Regions from separate parts of the Mus musculus genome. Here region 2 is linked to region 1. The links are chromatin contacts, found by Hi-C or POLR2A ChIA-PET in ENCODE. All regions are on one chromosome and are shown on one strand. Each heading gives the region's core, a stretch centred on a gene start or an enhancer-like site at or near the end of the contact. The rest is flanking DNA. Distances are from core to core; before and after follow the strand shown.

Region 1 (5,915 bases), core at 1,156-3,655:
CCTCAGAGAAGACAAGGGCCCTGTACCCTTTAAAGAATGGCAGGGTTCTTCCCTGCGGGCCCCAACTATCCAAGACACCTCTAGCTAGACCTCAAACTAACATCAGAGAGAGCAATTCTGTGAGGGCTTGTTCCCTAATCATCCATCCTTATCATTTTCTGAAGGTTAGAGAAGTGAGTGAGCAAATCATATCAACAGAACCCATGATGTACAAGATGTGGGAGTGGGGTCTCGGGGCAGCGTGAACAGAACTGGGAGTCCAGAGCCTCCTCCTCCCCTGGGGCCTGATTTGACTCAGGCTTAAGCAATCATCAGCCGACCTTTCGATCGTATTTATCAGCTGGTGTATCAGCTATTGCGAGCTAATGACTTTTCAACAAACAATAGGATCACGCCCCTTCCCCTCACATTCCGGCTTTGAGGACTCTTTCACAGTGCTCTGACTCACCGAAGTCACTGCTGTATGACTAACGGAGATTTACTAGCCCACCTTCCCGGTGTCCCAGGGATAAGAACGATGACTGTCAGGTAAGCTTAGATATTCAGACCATCAGTATCCATTTACCCAACAGGGTCAGAACTCAGGAGTGCTGATAGAGAAATATTCAAGCCTTTTGAGAGCTGTCTTTCTTGGGGTCAAAGCTAAGAGGACCCAAATGGACAGCTGCCATTCTTTTTTTTTTAATTAATTAATTAATTTATTATATATAAGTACACTGTAGGTTTCTTTAGACACACCAGAAGAGGGTATCAGATCCCATTACAGATGGTTGTGAGCCACCATGTGGTTGCTAGGACTTGAACTCAGGACCTTTGGAAGAGCAGTCAGTGCTCTTAACCACTGAGCCATCTCTCCAGCCCCCCCGACAGCTGCCATTCTAACCATTTGAAACAGCTTCCATCTGTTCTGGAAGCTTTCCCCCAGGCAAAAGACAAGTCTTAGAAGAGAGTACATAGTCCCAGGTGTAGTGCTGCAGTACCTGCCCTGTGAGGTGACCGACCACACCTGATAAGGGACACGTACTTCTCGCTCAACATATGGAACATGCTCTCTTTCCAAGCTATATGGGTCAGTGGCTGCCGTGCTCACAGGGAATGCTTCAAATTCCCAGACTTTGAAGAGTCCAACAGGAGGGAGTCACCCCCCTGAGTCACCGGCAAGGCTGCCTGCTCGAAGAGCCAATAGCGCCCCGGAGAGGCCGCTTTCCCCACGCAGACCCACCTTGTCCATAGCAGTCTGGAAGCTTCTGTGTTTTCAAACAAAATTGGCAACAGTGAGGTGGTTGGAATCTACACAGTAGCCTCCGGCCCTTCGGGTCTTTACAGTGAGTGATTAAATAACTTCAGCGGCCACAGTATTTATAGCAACTTCTCTAGCATCCCTCCCCACGTATGGGTGAGGAGTGGGAAGATCTTAAGGGGATATCGCGAAGATGGGAGTGAAAATTCCCTCAGTCACCTGTGACTACTCTCTTCTGTAATGACGGGAAAGGAAAATCCCTTTCAGACTAGAGCTTCTAACGGTGTACTTTTAATGTGAAGTCCCTGTCGCTTGTGCCATCCTAAACTCATTGTCTAGGTACTGTGGACGCCTATGCGACCAGGACCTCGGGGTCTTGAAGTTCTGAGTTGCCTGTCTGTCTCCATGAGCGCGGAAACAGTAAGTATAGAGCAGCCGGATTACACATGGACTCATAGACAGTTCCTTTGCACGACAGCATTACAGAACCTTAACCCGGAGTTTCAAACGAGTTAAGCAAGATCTTGCTCCTGTGATTACTGCTATAACCTCACCCTGCCAAACATTTTTTCCCTAAAGAATGAACCTCAGCTCCTCAATACAGTGCTGGACACCACCGCAGCCCCCGCGCAGGTTTTCTGTTATTATGATCCTGGCCTTAGGTCCAGCCTTTCCTAAAAACTTCTCCAGAGGAATCAAAGCTCTTGCTGCAGAGGCCAAGGCAGAGCGATGTATGTCTGAGCCTACAGCCCTTCTGCAAGAAGGTGGTATCGGGGGCTACAGAGTTCGCAAAGCCCCAAGCCTGCCCTGCCTCAGAGCCCTGCGCGCTCCGGGCTCTCGGGCGACCAGCGCCGCTCAACGCTAGGAAACCCAGCGCTGGGTCGGAAAGTAGAGGGGCGTGGCAGGAGAAGGGGCGTGGTGTAGGGCGGGGCTAAGCGGGAAAGTGCGGAGGGGAGGGCTGTGAGGAGCGCCAGGCAGAAGGGAGGGTTGCGATAAAAAGGGCGTGACCTGAGGCGGGGCGTGGTGAAGGAGCGTGACATGGGGCGTGGCAGGGCAAATGGAGGCGGGGTGGAGCGTACAAGCCCCGCCCACGGCGCGTCCTTCTTTTTTCTCCGCCCTCCCACCTTAGAGCTGTCGGTGGCTTTTTCTTCTCAGCGCAGGAGTCGCGCTCGAGCGGCCCGCGCGCTTGCTGCAGGAACCAGCTCCAGGCGCTGGCGCCGGGGCCACGGGGAGGAAGCGACTTCGCTCTCTGCAGCGGGCGCGGCCCTGGGCACCGCGAGCCTCCGGAGCTCCAAGAGCTGCGGCCTCTCTGTGCGCGGTAGGCGGCATGGGACACCGAAGACCGGTTGGGTGGGCGCGCGTTCGGGCTCTGGGATCCGGGGATGGGGGAGACACGGGGACCACCACGCTGAGAGAACTGAGAGGGTGGGCGCGGGGCAGAGCGTGGGCATAGGGTGGGCACCCGGCGTGGAGCCATGATCGATCTTGGGTCCCCGGAGAGGGGCCGGGCGCCGCCCAGTGCGCTGCCGCTTCTGCTGCGGAGGCTCTGGGGTCCCACCTGCGGGGGCGGCATTGGGTGGGGACCTCAGTGGAGCGGGGACAGTCGCTCCCTAAGATGAGCCTAGGCTGCAAACCGAGAAAGAGGCCTGGGGCTCTCCTTAGTCCCAGGGCGCCTTAGGGTTCTGATTGTTGAGGGGGACTCCCATCGCCAAAGTCGAGGGGACCCCTTCTGCCCCATGCATCGCGACCCTGCTGAGTTAAGTTAGTTTCGCTTTTCCCGCCAGTCCGGGCTCTGATTTGTAGCGGCCCTAGTCCCCCTTCCCGATCCGGCCCCCGTAGCGCCTCTCTCTGGGAGACTGCCTGGTGACACTGCGCGCGGCGCCAGCCACCCCGGAGCCGCCGATGCTTCTCCGGGCAACCGAGGTTATGTCAGGAAATCGATGGAAACAGAGAAACAAGAGCAGCCTGAATCGGATGGTAGAGCAGAGGATGAGTTGTCCCGCGCCTGACGAGTGTGCGAGGACTTGCTAATCTCCAAGTTTAAGGATGTGCCATGGCAAAGACTGAATGTTCACAAATGGTGCCTGTGAAGATGTTTGCCAGCCAGGAAGTTGTGTGTGCTTTTGCGAATGAGAGTGTGACCTTGTGAGTTTCTGTTCGTGTCTGTTGTTGTGTATCGTTGTGAATATGTGTGTTTCCTAAATGTTCTTGCCTGTCTGTGAACAGTAGTGGGGCTGGCCATTGGCTCTGGAAGGTTGTGGAGTATAACTCCCCTTGCTTGGTTGGTTTTGGTAAGTGGGGTATTGCTGGAGTGCTGGCTGGCACCTTTCCAGGGAAGCTCCTGCCAGCTGAGCGGGGCTCAGGCTCCTCTCTCTTTTTCTCTGAACTCAAGCTGTACAGTGTGGTGGTGAGCTGGCAGAAGCTGCTTCCTGAGTGAGTAATAGTTAATTAAACACTTTAGTTAGTAACATCAGAAACTGCTCATGAGCTGAGTTTTAACAGGTGTTTATGGTAAGAGCGCCAGCCCCCATGATGAAGGCTTGGTGTCCTTGAAGGTTTAGGATCGCCGACGAGTGTGTGTGTGTATGTGTGTGTGTGTGTGTGTATGTGGGTACACACACACACACACACACATACACACACACACTCACACACACACACACACACACACACACACACACACACACACACACACACACACGCTGAGGTAGGATGGCCTGGAGGGAGTTGGCTTTCTTCCTAATTGTTAGACTCTAGGAGAGAGTGGGATTGCCTTTTCCTTTCTGCCCTACGCCTTCCCAGCTCGCATCTCTGGGAGGCAGAAAGCACTACACTAACATTAGTGGTACAGACAGAGGGAACCATTCAGTCAGAGAATCCCAACATCATTTAGAGACTATCTGCCCAGACCAACCCTTTCCCAGTGGAGGCCCAGAGAGGTTGGGTGATTTAGCCAAAGTGCACAGCCAGGGCTATGCACCAAGACAAAAATCCTGGCTGTTGCTTACTGTCCCTAGCTCTGAGGTCATAGGCCAGTTATCTGCAAACTGACGGGCTGGATTAGATCATCTGAAACAGTTCTTCTCCTTTTACTGCAGGGAACACTTCTTCCAATAGATCGAAGATGTTATCTAGATGGGAGATATGGAGTTTCTGAATCCGGAAACTTTACAAGCCTTTTTCTTCCTTAGCCTGTATCCCACTCAAATCAGCCAGACCAAAACCTGGGGAGAAGCCATAACTGTCAGTCTTAGGAAGGCTGGTTCTTGCCTGGGGCCCTGGGTGAAGTCACTTAGGGGGTAAATTAGGCTTCTTGAGTGCGAGGCTGTGCCAGCAAGGGTGGACACACCCTTCAATGGATTCCTCGTGGCTGCTGCATAAAATGGGTCCCCTTGGAATCAGCAGAGATGTTGAATTTCTCCTTGCTCCCCAGGCGCTTCTCATAGTGTTGTGAGTTTAATCTAGGGACTTCACACCAGTCTCTTTCAGAAATAGTGTGTGGCCAATATTCATGAATTGATTCATCTTTTTGTTAGGATGCACAGTGCATGGCAGGTATGCCTCCATGGGTCTGGGCGCCAGCACACAGTCCCTGCGTTCCCTGCAAGCCAGATTAGTGAGAGCAAGAGCAAAAGGCTGCCTATCACCCGGGGCTCTCAGTGCCGTGCCCACCCTTCTGCAGATGGCATCCCCGCCATTGGGCTCTGCTGTGAGCTCTCATCGCACTCCTGCTGGGCAACGGCTGGCACTGGTGGCAGCCTCCAAGCCAAGTGCTTGACACATTGCATTGTCTACACTTCTGAGGTGCTTGGATTGGGCGCTCACCGCTTCCACCCCCCTCTGCCCCAGCAGGTTACTTAACCAAGGTCTGTTTGCCATTGAAGGGTGGAGTCAAAACTTCAATCCAGTCACCATCACCATGGCAGTGTAACTCTCTTGTGCCTTCCCTGTCCCTTCAGCAAGTTTGTGTTATTATCGAGTGTGTACTGTGTGTGTGTAGGGGGTGCACATATGCCATAGCATGTGTGTGCATGTGTGTGTGTGTGCCAGTTTGTGGCACTTTGTCTGCTGAACCATCTTGATAGCCCCTGTTAACTTTATAAGTGGATTTTTCTGTTGTTGCTGCAAAAAACTCAATTATAGACTTGTAGAAAAGATAATGTGTAACACCGTGGGGTTGCTGGGAATCGAACTCAGGACCTCTGGAAGGGGCGTCGGTGCTCTTAGTCGCTGAGCCATCTCTCCAAGACTGGAAATGATAATGGAATGAACACGCCTTCACCTTTCTTCACCAGTTCTGAGGGTCATCATGTGCACATACATGTACGTATACCTGCATACATACATGTTGGAATATTCAGAAGCAGAAATATGTTGCCTTTCCTATGGTACCTTGTAAGGTGTATTAAAGGGGAGAGTTGGGCTAAAAACAGACCCCGTGACTCTGTATGAGGGGAAGGTTTGTGTGCCATCTTGTGTGTCTTCACTTTCTGCACTTTGAAGGAGAAGATGATGCTATCTATATTCTGTCGATGACCATGACCGTGCTGCCAGCAGCCCATGGGGGCTCCAGTTTGGTGCCGCTCTGCTCTTCAGAGCCGCTGGGCAGCGCCTGGCTTATTTAGCATTGTAAAAGTTCTGTTCCTTGCCTAATATTAAAAACAATGAGTCTGAG
Region 2 (5,895 bases), core at 3,065-5,564, 99 kb after region 1:
ACATTCCCAGATCCCATCATACAGGTCAACTACAAAGACAGCCCAGCTGATCTGGAATCTAAGACTAACCCAGGCTTTGCATCTCCCTGACAGTCCACGTCCCCTCCCACACCGTACTGCCCACCCTCAGCCACTACCAGTCTTATTCTATGGAAAAGTCAGGGGCTTCCTGTGCCAGACTGCTTGCTTCGGAGCCTTCCAGCAAGTCAACCCAGGCATTTTTAGCTTGCTCAGCTATTTTAAAACAACCCTTCCCAAGCAGCCCAGGAGTGGGGGCTGCGGCTTGATTCGAGGTTAAATAAATAAGAACCATTTCTCCACTGACAATCTAGGAATGAAAGATTTCTTAAGGCAAATTCCCAAGCTACGTGCTCCATTTGAAGGGAAGAAAAAAAAAAAACCAAACAAACAAACAAACAAAAAAACTGCCCCAAATTGCAGGATGCCAGTCCAGCCTTCTCTATTTCCAAAGATATCTGGATCGGTTTTGGCTGAGTTCTGTACAAAGTACCAGGACCAATGGCGGTGTGGGCGGCCAGGCACACTTTGAGATCTGTGTATCCCCGACCTGGGCTTTCTTGGCAGGCAGCCTCCTAGCCCAGACCCACAGCGCCTCAGAGGGCCTGGCGTACTTCTTGGCATGCTGGGAAATGCTCAGCCCACCTTGGAAGGCCTAGGCAAGATGACCAGTAGTTTGACTGGTTTCAGGGTCTACTTGAAACCTAATGTTTTTCTCCGAGGTGTGCAGAAAGTTCTCCTTTTTGTCTTAAGAACCACCGATCCTTGTGCCCAAGCTGAAAATCTAGACCAAGAGATTTTTCAGCTAGGCGAAGTGGCACGTACCTGTAATTCCAACACTTGGGAGGCTGAGCCAAGAGGACTGCAAAGTAGGGGGCAGACTACACTACATGGAAAGTTCCAGATTGGCTTAGGCCACAGCAAAACTGCCCTCCTCACTCCTAGATGTATCTTGAGAGTAGAAAAGATGATGGTCAAAAAAGTGAAGGCGTAGCTGGGCAGTGGTGGAGCACACCTTTAATCCCAGCACTCGGGAGGCAGAGGCAGGCAGATTTCTGAGTTCGAGGCCAGCCTGGTCTACAAAGTGAGTTCTAGGACAGCCAGGTCTACACAGAGAAACCCTGTCTGGAAAAGCCAAAAAAAAAAAAAAAAAAAAAAGTGAAGGCGTACATGCTTGCTGTGAGTTGTGAAGAGACCAGGTCAGTGAAACTAAGCACCGGAGATATGTGTTCTCAAAAGCCCCACATGCCTGCCAGTGTCTCTTAGCTAACGCCTGGCAGAGGTGCACATTCCAGAGAGGATAAATAGCATCCAGCACTGGGGAGATAGCCAAGTCAGTAATGTGCTTGTTCTGCAAGCTCAAGGACCCGAGTTCAATCCCCAGAGTCCACAGGAAAAGCCAAGCATACACTTGTAAAGTGACTACTGCAGAGATGAGGACGGGAAGATCCCTGGAGCTTTCTAGTCAGTCAGCCTTGTGTAATAAGGAAGCAGTTGGTAGTTAGAGAACCTAGCTTAAAAATGGGGGTGGGATGGGGGGAGACAGAGGCTACAGAGATGGCTCAGTGGTTAAAAGCACTTGCTGTTCTAGCACACAAATGGTGGCTGACAACTTCCTATAACTCCAGTACCAGGGGATCCATCATCCCCTTCAGATCTCTTCAGCCAAACACAGGTACCCATCAAATACACATAAATGAAAAAAATATTTATTTTTTTAAAAAATTGGACATTGAGGAAGAATGGCATGTGAGTTGTCATTTAGCCTGCACACACACGTGCTGGCTTCCTGCGTGAAGCTATGGAGGAGAAGTGCCCGCTAGCCCACTGGAACCTATAGCCTGGGAAAAAAAAATAAGCTGTTATTGTGTCTCGCCAACCAGCCCCACGGGCTGTTTGTTACTGCAGCATTACCTAACATTCTCTGGCTGATTCAGCTCGTGACACACTCTGGGATGTCTGCCACATCACTCACTGGGACAGAGACGGACTTGCATAAGAAAAATAAGCAAACCACTTCCTTCTCGTCTGGCCAGCAGCCTTTACCCCAAGAGTAGTGCCCAGCTTCCATCCAGAAGCCCCATGACGTCTGGGACACCTCTGCAGCTTGAGCTCTGAGCCTGTGCCTGCCTTTGCATCTCTCTGCAGCAGGAGAACATTCAGTGTGGTGCTCACACTAACATGAGATGGGCGGGAGGGACCTAGTACCTATTTTGTCTTTTTGAGACTGGGTTTTTTCATATACCCCAGGCTGGCTCCAAATCTGGCCAGGTAGCCAACGGAGGGGACTAACTGTCACTTATCCTTCACCATGCCACTGCATCTGGATGCTTTAGGCATACCTTCGTGTGGTGTCCCCAGCTCCCCACCATCCAGTTGTCATTTTACCTAAAGGCACATGTGCCGTCTTTACAGAGGCACAGAGAGATGACATGAACTTGCCCAACACTGCACAGATAAATATCAGAGATGACACTTGAACCTCATGGGTCCATTCCAGAGACAAAACTGATGTCCACGGTCAGTTGCGGATGTTGCATTTCATAGGCAGAGATACAGGTGAAGGACAGACCTGTGAGGCCTGCTGCATCAAGGGACCCTTGTTAAGGGACTCCAGTGCATACTGAATAGTAACAGTAGCAATCAAGGATTAAAATAACCGCTGGTGGTCACTAAGGAGACTAAGCCATACTCACCCCTAACCCCTAACCCCACTGCACAGCCAGAGGAGAACAATAGGAGCCTCCTTAGAGAGCCTAGAGGCCCAGGATGGCCTGATGACACACACATCCCCGCAAACATTAGTACCCTGCTGTACACCATGCTCCACAAGCAGGTGTCCCAGGACCATCGTTACTATGGTTACCTGGCTGTTATCTGTTCCACCCTGTTTGCTTAGTAACCTCTCCCTAGATAAACTGCATCATTGCAAGGAGAGAGAGGGAGCCAGCCTTACTGAGGGGTTGCTATGGGCATGACTCTGCCAAGCAAATCCATGCACCCCTAGGAAGCAGTATCTCTTGCGCAGATAAGAAAAGCAGGCCTGTGGCTTTAAAGGACTTGCAATCAGGAAATCAGCAACATAGCACTGCCTCAAAGCCTTGTCTGCTAAAATCCGAAGCTGCATATGAAACATGATGCTAAGCCGGGGCTTTTAGACCCAACTCCCAGAGACATAGTGGACCCTTCAGCTATTCCTCCAGATGTTGCATGAGTGGCTGTGTTGTATTACTTGTGTGTGTGTGTGTGTGTGTGTGTGTGTGTGTGTGTGTGAGAGAGAGAGAGAGAGAGAGAGAGAGAGACTGTATGCATGTGTGTAAGGTATATATGCACATGTGAATGTGTGTGTATATTTGCCCAAGTGGATGCATATAGAGGTTTACATTGATAGGTTGGTAGGTCGCTCCTCAATTGCCTCTCCATCTTATTTCTGAATCTGAAACTTGCTGTTTCAGCCAGATTGGTGGCCCAAGCTACCAGGGTCTTCCCTCCATACACACCCTGCCATCCCAGTGCTGGAGTTAGAGGGACACACCACCACGCCCGGCCTTTATGTGAATTCTGTGGACAAAAACTTAGGTCTCCCATGTGTGTGCTGCAAGCATTTCTCTCACTGAGCCCTTTCTCAGCCCCTATTTTATCTTGAAACAAGATCTTGCTGTTTGAAACCTGGACTCCAATTCTTGGGCTCTATCCATCCTCCTGCCTCAGCCTTCTGAGCACTGGGACCACAGGCATTTACCACCATGCCTGCCCTTGTTAGGTGTTTTCTGAGTGCCTACTCTATGCCAGGCTCAGGACTGGGGTCTGAAGCAGCCTGGCCTCAGCCTCCTTTTGCTCACCAGGTCAAAATCATGGCACATTTGAAGTATTTTCCATTGTCCCCAGGTCCTAAGAAGGCCACCCAACAGCTTATGGCCGCTCCTTGGGGAGAGGGGGACTTGGGCGTCTTTCTGGGAGAATCCGGGTCTGAGTGTTTCAGGAAATCTCTGATCTGCCAGATTTCTGTATAACTGATCAGTCAGAGATGGGGGAAGGTTTCCCGTCAGCCAGGCGTTTGTCTTTCACATGAGCCCTAGACAGACAAACCACAGCCACAGACTCAACCAGCTGTGGAAGCATCGAACAGGAAACCCAGAACACCTGGTGCTCCACTTCCTCTGAAGACTGCGCGCGTCTGGGTGGCTGTGTGTGGCTGCCGGCGTTCGCGTCTGTTTTCTCTCCCGCTGTTGGTTAAGTGGGACTCAGATGCAGACAGAGTTGGAAACCACAGGCCTTGTGGTAACAAGGAAGTCAGACACTGGCTCTGAGACCTGACAGCACATGGCGGCTCCTCAGACAAGATCCCAGGCAGGATCCAGCCCCGGCTCTAGGCCACCCTCCAACTCCCAGCCATAGTCAGCTGCAAGTCACCGTGCAAGCGAAGGAAAGGCATTCTTTTGCTTCTGGACATAGGTGGTTTTTTTTTTTTTTTTTTTTTTTTCAAGCCGCTGTCTGGATTGGAGGGGAAGCTCTGCTTAAATATAACTTGGCCTCCGAGTGCAGACTCACAAAATGCAGTGTCTGGATAAAGCTGCTTTTATGATAATTTGGGAATCTGTGGGTGACCACTGAAGCCATGTGCTGAACAGGGGACTGATTTCCCATTAGCAAAGCTGGCCTCCCTATAAGGACTGGGTTTGCTGAGGCCCCCACACACTTCCTTTTTTTTTTTTTTTTTTTTCCTTTGACACAGGGTCTTATGTAGCTCTGCCTGTCCTGCAACTTGCTATACAGAGCAGGCTGGCCTTAAATGCACAACACTTTTCCATTTTATCGATGGGAAGACAAAAGAAAATAGAAAAGCTCTCAAAACCTCAGGAGGTGGACTTGTGAATATGTTTAAGAATCATTAAATTGACCTACAGAGAGGGTCTTAGCTCACCTAAGATCACATATTAATTAAGAGGTAAGATCACATATTAATTAAGAGGTAAGAGGCTCTTTGCTTATACAGTATGGTTTCTGATTCTGTGTTTTTACAGGATTTCTGCGTGTGGGTGTGTGTCTCTGCATCAGTACGTGTTTCTTTTGCACTTCTGGCTCTCTCTCTCTCTTCTTCCTGTTTGTTTGTTTGAATTCTATTTTCTTTTTACGTGCCTTTTTTTTTTTTCTAATGAGAGAAAGAAAGGGTATGGATTTGGGTGGGTAGAATCTGGAAGAAGTTGGGGAAGAGGAAAGTAAGGTTAGCATATATTGTATAAAAAGATCTAAAAAAAAGTGGGGCTAGGATTCAATTTCAAGTTGGTTCTTAGCTCCCTGCTGGGCCCTAGATTATTGTCTTAATGAGTAGTAACAACTGCCTAGCACAGCTGGTGCTCAACTTTATCAGCGAGCCGCGCTATCATTTGTGGCAAAGATAGTGCGATCCGCATAGGAAACCCAACCCACTGGGAATATCTGCACAATGCATAGTGCAGAATGGCTGCTCTATCGTTACTGGCATTGCCGGGGTCAGAGCCTAGGTCCTAGCAGCCCTGACAATCTAGACTCAGCATCCTGTCCCCAGTGAGTCAGTTACAGAAACAAATAACAGTAAAAAGCAGAAAAGAAGATTCATGCGACATGGCCACGTAAGGAAAAGGGACAAAGAGGTCCTGTACCCTATAAACCCGTCTTCAGGGTTCTAACATGAGGTTTCTGTTTAAAGAGAAGACAGGAGCTATGCATAACTAATCAGTCTCCAGAAAGGTGTGGTCCCACCCGTGATCCGCTCCAGTCTGTTTTGCAGGGCCATCTGCAAGGTGTTAGGACTGTGTAGATCTCTCTAGAAGACAGTCTCCCCCCTTTCCCGGGTCTGGCGCCCAGTATCTCTTTAGAATATCTTCATTCCTGCCA

Evidence for each region. Hi-C counts contacts between places; a loop is a spot of excess contacts on that map. ChIA-PET counts read pairs that join two places held with the same protein, here RNA polymerase II (POLR2A).
Region 2: a map of left cerebral cortex shows a loop between it and region 1 (3-fold over the local background). The contact joins the enhancer-like site here to the promoter of Spsb1 in region 1. A Hi-C loop is called at or near these places in 7 of 37 maps with a recorded cell type or tissue (Patski, left cerebral cortex, regulatory T cell and 1 more). POLR2A ChIA-PET finds 5 or more read pairs at or near these places in 4 of 5 experiments (Patski and embryonic stem cell).

Annotation. Positions count from the first base shown.
Region 1 is chr4:149,951,496-149,957,410 of GRCm38, reverse strand. Spsb1 (splA/ryanodine receptor domain and SOCS box containing 1) reads left to right here and starts at 2,405. Exons shown (of 3, transcript NM_029035.2): 1 at 2,405-2,558.
Region 2 is chr4:149,854,895-149,860,789 of GRCm38, reverse strand. No RefSeq gene overlaps it. Among named protein-coding and RNA genes, the nearest start is that of Gm13070, 45 kb to the left of the region's middle. Within about 2 kb of position 4,314, at least 1 of the 3 ENCODE cell types and tissues checked has a DNase peak (open chromatin) inside an H3K27ac peak, as active enhancers do.